Regions from separate parts of the Homo sapiens genome. Here region 1 is linked to region 2. Evidence: chromatin loops called from intact Hi-C (ENCODE). Cell type or tissue: CD14-positive monocyte. All regions are shown on one strand.

Region 1 (5,000 bases), 55 kb after region 2:
TCATAGCTGACTGTATCCTCAACCTCCCAGGCCCAAGAGATCCTCCCACCTCATTCTCATGAGTAGCTGGGACTTGAGGCACATGCCATCATGCCTGGCTAATTTCTAAAACTTTTTGTAGAGATAGGGTCTCCCTATGTTGCTCGGGCTGGTCTCAAACTCCTGAGCTCAAACAGTCCTCCTACCTTGGCTTCCCAAAGTACTGGGATTATAGGCATGAGCCACTACTCCTGGCCTCATACAATTTTTATTTGATATAAACATATATAGCCATGAGTGAACTGGGTCAAAATGTAAAATGTGTCTCTTACTGCAGGTAACTGTCAATGTAGTTCGAATATCACTGTGAAATATATAGAGAAGAGGCTCTGGGGGCTCATGAACTTGGCCCATGGACTGTTGAGGCTTTTTTTTTAATCTTTAGAGATGATATAAATGTAGTGCTTTGAATTCTTTATAATTAGAAGTTTTATTCTTACCCCATCACCATGTCCCAAGATAATTTTTATTATCATCTTTCAGCTTTAACATATCACAGACAAAAGTTATTTTTCCAAATAGAATTTTAAGTATGGTATAAGAGGTTTTTAGAAATGGAATGATTGGTTTTGGCGGAACTGCCTGGCCTGACCTGTCACTCGGGTGAAGTGTCAGAGAGCTGTGTCGAATGCTGGCGGAGAACTGTCCCTCTCCTGCAGAGAGAAGGAGCTGCTTATCCTGGGGGATAATGTGGGTTGAGAAAGAAGTGTTTTATGAGCAGAATCAGCACAGAGGGAGGGAGGAGGAGGTGTTTAGGGGCTGCAGAGAGCCGCCAGAAGATGTGGGAACAGTATGCCAGCACGGAGGTGGGTCAGATCCCCATGGTGGGACTCTGCTGAGGGTTGCCTCCAGCCGAGACTTCCAAGGGCTGGGATTCAGTGTGTGTTTATGTTCTCTGGTGTGCCTGATAGGTGGGGGCCCACATGACAGCTGGCCTCTCTGTGTTTCCCTTCTGGCCGTCTCTGATTTGGGGCCCAAGGGCCATAGGGGGGCCAGGGCACTCCAGATGGGACGAAAAGTCAAGTCCAAGAAAAAAATGAAATCCGGGCTAGGCTTGTCCCTGCTTGAGGATGTGAGAGAGAGAGAGAGAGTGTGTGTGTGTGTGTGGGTGTGTGCGCACGTGCGTCTGCAGTCCCTAGAAGGATCTCTATTCATTGGACAGAGAGGCCAAGGGAATTTTCCATTTCCTGGATGTCTTCAAAGATTTCAAATGCCATTAACTTGAGCTGACATTTATTGAGTACTCACTCGGTGACTGGCACTGTTCTAAGTACTTTACATGTATTAACTTATTTAATCCTCACAACAGCCCTGTGTGGCTGCTACTGTTATTGTTGCCATTTTATGCTGAGAAAACAGCACAAAGAATTGAGAAATTTTTCCAAAGTTACAGTTAGGATTCAAAAATAGACTTGGTTTTAGGATTGTGTAACTTCAGAATTGATGGTGACAATGACGTTGATGATGAGGATGATGATGATGATGATGAAGGCAGCTAATATTTCAGTGTCTGCAATGAGCTGGGCATTTTCACAAACTTTATCCCTTTGAATCTTTACCTTCCACTAAGATTTGCTGCTATTCTTATCCCTTTTGTAGATAAGAAAGCAAGCTTAGAGAAGATAAAACATTTGCTTAAGTAACTGCAGAGCGTAGATTGAATTCAGGTCCATTCGAGTCAGACTGTCTGTTCACCAAGGTGAAGGGCTCCGGGGGTCACAGAGGAGCACCATGGTGAGGAAGGCCCCGTAAGAGTGTGGCAGAATGGCAACCAGGAAGGATCTGGTATACGGGATGGTGATAAGGCCCATCTCTCATGGCCAGGAAAGTGTGCCTGCCACAGCAATGAATGAAACTGGCAACATTTGACAGGAAGGGGAAATTCTCTAGTGGGAGGAATACTTCCATCAAACTGTTTTTTTTTTTTCCCAGTGGGGGAGTTTGCACATGTGTAGATTTTTTTAGCCATAGCCTTGAATAAGGAATTCAGAAAGTGGCTTCTAGTTTGAGGACTTTCATTGGCCACGTGATCACAGTAGGCTGATTTCTTCATGCCTAAGTTACCAGGCTGGGAGGACAGGCTGAGAACTATGCAAGCTGTTGAGTCACTTGGAAGGAAGAGGGTTACATACAGCAGGCACTTTCATGGAATAATACTTCCCTGAAGAGCTGCACTAATTTATTGAGGCACTGAGCTGGATGCTTCACACACATGATCTCATTGAATGTCCACAGCACCCTAGGAGGTTGATCTCATTATTAACTTCATGAAGTGACTGAGGCTTAGAGATATTAAATAGCTTCCAGCCTGGGAAACATAGTGAAACCCCATCTCTGCAAAGAATAAAAAAAAATGAGCTAGGTGTGGTGGCTCGTGCTTATATTCACAGCTACTTAGGAGGCTGAGGTGGGAGGATCCCTTGAGCTTGTGAGGGTTGAGGCTGTAGTGAGCTTTGATGGCACCACTGCACTCCAGTCTGGGTGACAGAGTGAGACCCTCTCTCTAAACAAACAAATCCCAGGAGACATTAATTAACTTGCCACTGGTCTCTAAGCTAAGTAGTTGAAGAGGGCAACAAACCCAGGTGGTCTGACTCCTAGGCTTGAAGGTCCAGGTTCAGCTACTCCACCAGTATCCCTGGTCAGTCTTTGGCCAGGGCACAGAAGGTGGCATATCAAGTTGTGGGGTCTGATTTGGAAAGTGTGAGATCCCTCCTTTGTATCTTTTCCAAAGTCCACTCAGAAGAGAGTAGTGTAAAAGGAGTGATAGCACAGCGTGGTCTGGCTGGCATAGTCAGCCGCCCTGTGATGGGCAGGGGGAAGCTGCTTTCTGTCCTCAAGCAGCCCCTAAACTTGTAGGCCAGACTCATAAATCACACATTGATAACTCAGTGTGATGTGTGCTGTAATGGTGGAGAGGGGGGAGAAATGCCAGGAGCAGCTCACCTCCCAGGGTCCTGGGGAGGCTGCACAGAGGAGCCTGAGTTCTCAGTTGGGTTTTGAGGCAGAGGAAGCAGTGAAAGAGAGAGGAAGAATGTCAGTGAGGTGCGGGGAGAAGCAAGAGAGAGAAGACACTTGGCAGGAAGAAGTAGTTGAAGTACCCGGGGATGTTTAGCTTGAAGAATAGAAAATTTGGAGGAGGCAGAGAAAAGGCAGGAAACTTTAAAAGCAGGAGAGAAAGACCTCCAGGTTCCCAAAGGGAGCATGGCACTTCTCAAGGGGGTGAGGTTGACAGCATTAGGAGAGAGAGAGAGAGAAAGAGAGAGAGAGAAAGAGAGAGAGCGAGAGAGTTGTCAAGGAAGGGAAGGACCCATGGAGGGGAGAGCACAGGTGAAAATGAGAAGTGATGGGAAAATGGGTGGGAAATAAATGAAGTTTTGAGGCCAGTTGAGAAATCTTGCTTGGTGGTTTCTATTTTCTTTGTGAAGCAGAAAAAAAGAGGAATTAGACAGACCTGCATTCAAATCTCATGACCCCAGGCAAATTTCTTATCCTTAGCTTCTTCATTTTGAAAAAGGGGTGAATGATAATAGGACCTACCTAATAAGAGTTGTCAGGATCAAATATGTTAGTGCTTGTGTAAGATGCAGTGGCACCCTGGCACTTAGTACCAAAAAAAAGTACTATAAATGTTGTCACCTATTGAGGGAGTCCGGGTTTGGGTGCTTGATACATAGAAATATCATGAATAGCAGCAGAGAATACAAGAAGAAGAGAAAGCTTGGGGGAGAAGATAGAGAATTATGCGTTGGGTATGTTGAGGATGAGGTGCCTGTGCCATATCCGGGTGTAGGTGCCCAAAGGCAACTGGAAGTCATGAGAAGTCAGGGATAGAGGTAAATGTTTGGGAGTTGTTAATACAGGGGTGCATTTTTAAAATATCTGAAGTATGTTACTGGTGGCACTCAAAGATTTTTAATGATGTAAGGTATTCAACAACATGGAACTACGTAGTTTTAAAAGAAATTCTCTTGTAGGCCGCGTGTGGTGGCTCACACCTGTAATCCCAGCACTTTGAGAGGCCAAGGTGGGTGGATCACTTGAGGTCAGGAATTCCAGACCAGCCTGGTGAACATGGTGAAACCCCATCTCTACTAAAAAAAAAAAGAAACAAAACAAATCAAAACAAAAAAACCGGGCATGGTGGTGTGTGCCTGTACTCCCAGCTACTCGGGAGGCTGAGGCAGGAGAATTGCTTGGACCCGGAGTCAGAGGTTGCAGTGAGCCAAGATCGCGCTACTGTACTCTAGCCTAGGCAACAGAATGAGACTCAGTATAAAAAAGAAAAAAATGTTTTTTTCTTTTAATTCTTCGGGTTAAGGAGAGTGTCTTAGTTTGGTGCTATCATGTCCTAAACATCTTTCTAATGCATGCAAATCTCCCTTTTAAGCTAAAAGAATGAAGCAATCTCAGACTCAGAGCTATGTACCTGCTAGAATTTAATAATTTAAATTTTCATTGTGTTCTTCATACTCACCTTCTATTTATAGCAAGTGTTACTAGCTCTCCAATTCTGGAGGTTGTTTCAGATAGGATGCATTAGTTCTTTTTTTTTTTTTGAGACAAGGTCTTGCTCTGTCACCCAGGCTGGAGTGCAGTGGCACAAACACAGCTCACTGCAGCCTCAACCTCCCAGGCTCAAGCAAACCTCCCACTTCAGCCTCCCAGGTAGCTGGGACTACAGGCATGTCCCACCATTCCTAGCTAATTATTTTATTTTTTATAGAAACAGGGTCTCACTGTGTTTCCCAGGCTGGTCTTGAATTTGGGCTCAAGCAATCCTCACACCTCCGCCTCCTAAAGTGCTGGGATTACAGGCATGAGCCACCATGCCTGACCTGCTTTGGTTCTTAAAAACAGAATATCTGGCGAGCCTAACAAGGAGGCTGGTGGTTCCAGGGTTGGTTTAATCAAAGACTTAACACTGTCATCAAGCGCCTCTCAGTTATTTGCTCTGCCAT
Region 2 (5,000 bases):
CAGGTAGGTGTGACCCTAAGGCCAATGCATTTAAACGAACAGGATCTATCTATTTTCTTTTTTGAGCGAACCCCTGTATATAGTGCTTAGCCTGTGCCAGGCTCTAGGCTAAGCATTGGCATGTATCTCTCTGAAACTGGCATTTCGCCTTCTGGGCAGTGCAGTAATTTCCTCCTTGAGGTTGTCTGGTGGCTTCCACCAGGGGGCAGACCTGGGCTTTCGTGCACAGGCAGGAAAATAACACACAAGGCAGGAGGTGGACTTTTCCCTTCCCTTCCCTTCCCTTCCCTTCCCTTCCCTTCCCTTCCCTTCCCTCCCCTCCCCTCCCCTCCCCTCCCCTCCCCTCCCCTCCCCTCCCGTCTTCCCTCCCCTCCCCTCCCCCCCCCTTCCCTTCCCTTCCCTTCTTTCCTTCTTTCCTTTCTCTCTTTCTCTCTTTCTATCTTTCTTTCTTTCTTTCTGACGGAGTCTTGCTCTGTCCCCCAGGCTAGAGTGCAGTGGCGCTATCTTGGCTCACTGCAACCTCGGTCTCCTGGGTTAAAGCGATTCTCCTGCCTCAGCCTCCCAAGCAGCTGGGATTACAGGCGTCTGCCACCACACGTGGCTAATTTTTGTCTTTTTAGTAGAGACGGGATTTCACCATGTTGGCCAGGCTGGTCTCGAACTCCTGACCTCATGATCCACCCACCTCGGCCTCCCAAAGTGTTGGGATTACAGGTGTGAGCCACTGTGCCTGGCCAGGAGGTGGACTTTCTGGCAGTTCCCTCTGTAGAGATTGTCTGTAGGTTTGGTCTACCAAAGCAAAGACCACATTAAAAACAAAAAAACAAAAAACAAAAAACAAAAAAAAAAAAAAAAAAAAAAGAGAGAGAGAGAGGATCGACCCAGACGATTGAGTGCAAATAAACTTCCATGTTTTCTGAGGGAGAGAGAGCCAAACACCAGGGGTACAGGCAGTCTGATTTCCAGAGAGGGACTCTGTCATGGATGTGATGGGAGATGTGTTATCTGCTTTTTCTCCAAACAGATCCTGAACCCATTCTCACTCAGCAAGCTTCTGATGAAAAAACAACGAACATTTGTGTCATAGGCACAATTCTAGAGATGGTCATCCAATAATTAATCTTGCCGGGTGCGGTGGTTCAAGCCTGTAACCCCAGCACTTTGGGAAGCCAAGGCAGGAGGATCTCTTGAGTCCAAGAGTTTGAGACCAGCCTGGGTAACATAGAAAGACCCTGTCTCTAAAAAAAAAAAAAAAAAAAATTAAAAAATTAGCCAGACATGGTGGTGCACGCCTGTAGTCTCGGCTACTTGGGAGGCTGAATTGGGAGGATCACTCGAGTCCTGTAGTTTGAGGCTGCAGTGAGCTATGATCATGCCACTGCCCTCCAGCCTGGGCAACAAAGCCAGACCTTGTCTCTAAAAAACAAATAAAAAATTAATCTGCCTTTTTGTGCAATGGTCTCAGCAGCAGCAGCCGTATCTATACCACATGACCTTATACCCCTAGCTGAAGCAGAGCTTAGGGTTTTGACATGAGAGATGTAAAAGTGGCCCCTTAGGAGGAAGTTTGCACATTCCTGCTGCTGAGTTTCTGCAGCTGCCCTGGTTGCTGGCCCTGCTAAGCCCTGGTTGTTCAGCCCTTCCTTGGATTCTGTTAATATACCCAGTATCCATCCCATAATCTTTCTTTTTACAATGCCTTTTAAGCCAGTCGTAGTTAGTTTCTATTACTTGCAAAAGCACAAAACAAAAAAAACCCTGAATTTATATGAATAAGAATAGAAAAAATAAATGATTAAGTATATTATTTAAAGCCATGCAGGCAATTAAAAAGTTATAAATAATAAAGTCATTAGAACAACCAGCACCCAGAAAAGAGGTGGAGGTTCTCAATAAATATTTATTCAGTGACCGCAGGAATTTACCCACAATAATATCAAACAAAACTGATGTAGAAACAAGGGAAAAGGGGATAATAAGGCTGAACTAAATTTCGCTCTTTTCAATGGAGACAATATGGTTTTAAGTTGATCAATCAAAACACAGAAGCACAATCATATTATTTAGAATTATAGTGTGAACGCCAGAGTTAAAACAAGAAAACGTTTTCTGAGGAGTGGGAGAGTGTTTTTCTGTCTCCTTCTAAACATCTCCTTCTAAACTCTCAACCCTTTAATAATTTGGCAGAGGGTTCTAAGCTTGTTTGGAAACCCAGGCTGCGAGGGAGTAGGACTGAAATCCAGAACTCGCCCGGGTCACCGGCACGAGGCACATCCTCCCAGAAGGGGGTGCTGCTTTCTGATGTGCACAGAGGTGCTCACAGGCCAGACTCCACCTCCTGTTTGCCAGTCCCATAGGAGACAATGGTATCTCATTATTGTTTCAATGTGCATCTCCTTAATTGTGTGTGAGATCGAGTGGTTTCTCCCGTGTCTATAAGCCATGTGAATTGCCTCTTCATGTCCTTTGCACTAAATGGAAGCTGTGTCTCATCTCGTTCAGAACTTTCTTTTTCTTATCTGATCGTTTTATTACTCAGCTCCTCAGTTTAGCTCATTTTTGGCATACTAGCTGGGTTTTAAATTCTCCTTTCCTCTTCCTTCTTCTCCTCTACCCCTCTCTTCCTCCTCTATCCCTCTCTCCTTCTTTACAGATTTGATTTTGTAAATACCTCCCAGAATCCTAACACTCCTGCTTAGTTCCTTGCAACAGTGTTTGGGGAATCATACATACCAATGACAGGAATACATCTCGTATCGGTTACAAAATATAAAATGACCATCTTCCTTTTGTTCAGTGCCATTTACTTCTGCAAACATCCCTCCATTCTTTCTAGCTCTTCCACAAACCCTCTGCATTCTCCTATGGGCTTAGATTTTTAGGGCAAAAGCCAAGACATCTTGGAGATTATTGTGCTTTTCAGACCTGCCACAAACCCCCTCAGAGACTAGGACTTTCAAAGTTGACTTTCTGCTTGCTTGGCTGGGGGAAAGACAGTGGGGAGAGGAAAAGTGTATAAAAATCCATAAATTAAAGTCAAAATGTTATTCAATTACATTTGGGTAAACCCAGAAACAATTCTGGAAGCACTTGAAGGCAATATTTATCAGTGATTAGCCCGGGGGGATTTTATGTCTTACTTTGTATAATTTTCTATAAATTAGGATTATGCATGAGTTTTACTTTATTTTCCCCCCTTGGGCATCTCTCATATATATATATATACACGTATATATATATATATACACGTATATATATATACACTTGTATATATATACACATATATATACACGTATATATATATACACACGTATATATATACATATATATACGTGTGTATATATATATACGTGTGTATATATATATATATAATTTTTTTTAAGTGAGGTCTTGCTCTGTTGCCCAGGCTGGAGTGCAGTGGTGCAATCTTGGCTCACTGCAACCTCCGCCCCCCAGGTTCAAACGATTCTCCTGTCTCAGCCTTCTGAGTAGCTGAGATTACAGGCATGTGCCACCACGTCTGGCTAATTTTTGTATTTTTAGTAGAGACGGGTTTCCCCATGTTGGCCAGCTGGTCTGGAGCTCCTAACCTCAGGTGATCTGCCTGCCTCGGCCTCCCAAAGTGCTGGGATTACAGGCATGAGCCACTGCACCTGGAAATATTTTTCTTTTTAAAAATTTTTTTCTGGCCGGGCACAGTAGCTCATGCCTGTAATCCCAGCTACTCAGGAGGCTGAGGCAGGAGAATCACTTGAACCTGGGAGAAAAAAAAGGAAAGGAAATTTTAAAAAAATGTTTTTTAAAAATTCCTTTCTTTTTTTTTTTTTTGAAACAGGGTCTCACTCTGTAACCCAGGCTGGAGTGCAGTGGCACAATCTTGACTTGCTGCATCCTCAACCTCCCGGGCTCAAGCAATTTTCCCACTTCAACCTCCTAAGTAGCTGGGGTGACAGGCTTGCACCACCATGTCTGGCCAATTTTATAATTTTTGGTAGAGATGAGGTCTCACTATATTGCCTAGGCTGGTTTTGAACTCCTGGACTTAAATGATCCTCCCGTCTCTGCCTCCCAAAGTGCTGGAATTACAGGCATGAACCACCACTCCCGGCTCTCCTAATATTTTTTATTTGAATATTTTCTAGAAAAATAACATCGTAAAATTCAGAGTAACAAAATGTATACAATGAACACCTAATTTCTCTCTTACTTTCACCCAAGAAACAATTACAATTAATGTTCTCTTATGTAAATTCCTTGTGATATGATCTTTGTAGTGTCTCTATGTGTGTGTCTCTATCTCAATCTCTAACTCTGGATATCATCCTCCATTCTTTTTACACAAGTGGGTATGTCACCTACAGACTTTTATGTCCCCAGTGCTACAACTTGTAAATTGCTTAATGTCAGAGCCCATAAAAATCTACCTCATTTAAAAAAATGGCTGTGTAGCATTCTTCTGTGGAAGTTCTGTAATATAACAAACACTCTCCCATTGAGTGGGAAACATTGTTTCTCATCTTTTGCTACTATTAATAATGTCAAAAGAAATAACTTTGAGCAAATATCTTTACTCAGATTCCAGCTTATGTCTAGGATAAATTCTCAAAACTAGAGTTCCTGGGTCAAAGGATTTTTTTTTCTTCCTCATTTCTAATTTTTGATAGCTATTTCAGAATCTCCTTCCAAAGAAGTTGTACCAGTTTATGCTCACACCAACAATGTGTGAAGCTGGATTTTTTTTTTTTTTTAAGACAGGGTCTCACTCTGTCACCCAGGCTGGAGTGCAGTGGTTCGATCTCGGCTTCCAGGCTCAAGCTATTCTCCTGCCTCATCCTCCTGAGTAGCTGGGATTACAGGCATGTGTCACCACACCTGGCTAATTTTTGTATTTTTTGTTTTAGTAGAGACAGGGTTTAGTTATGTTGGCCAGGCTGGTCTCAAACTCCTGGCCTCAAGTGATCTGCCTGCTTTGGCCTCCCAAAGTTCTGGGATTACAGACA

What was found. Peaks named below come from ENCODE experiments on the same cell type or tissue, not always from the same donor. Only the 100,000 strongest peaks of a DNase experiment are listed, where the experiment ranks them.
Region 1: a loop joins it to region 2, with 1.9 times the contacts of the local background. A loop is called at or near these places in 4 of 110 quality-filtered maps.

The regions. Positions count from the first base shown.
Region 1 is chr16:23,856,589-23,861,588 of GRCh38, forward strand. All of the region lies in intron 2 of PRKCB (protein kinase C beta), which reads left to right. Among named protein-coding and RNA genes, the nearest start is that of PRKCB, 23 kb to the left of the region's middle. In CD14-positive monocyte, no CTCF peak of the experiment used is centred here; DNase peaks (open chromatin) are centred at 3, 1,503, 2,123, 3,473 and 1 weaker place; H3K4me3 peaks cover 4,361 bases; H3K27ac peaks cover 4,888 bases.
Region 2 is chr16:23,801,401-23,806,400 of GRCh38, forward strand. No RefSeq gene overlaps it. Among named protein-coding and RNA genes, the nearest start is that of PRKCB, 32 kb to the right of the region's middle. RefSeq lists a cis regulatory region at 2,098-2,504. In CD14-positive monocyte, CTCF peaks have their summits at 165 (motif pointing right), 2,288 (motif pointing right) and 2,490; DNase peaks (open chromatin) are centred at 201 and 2,291.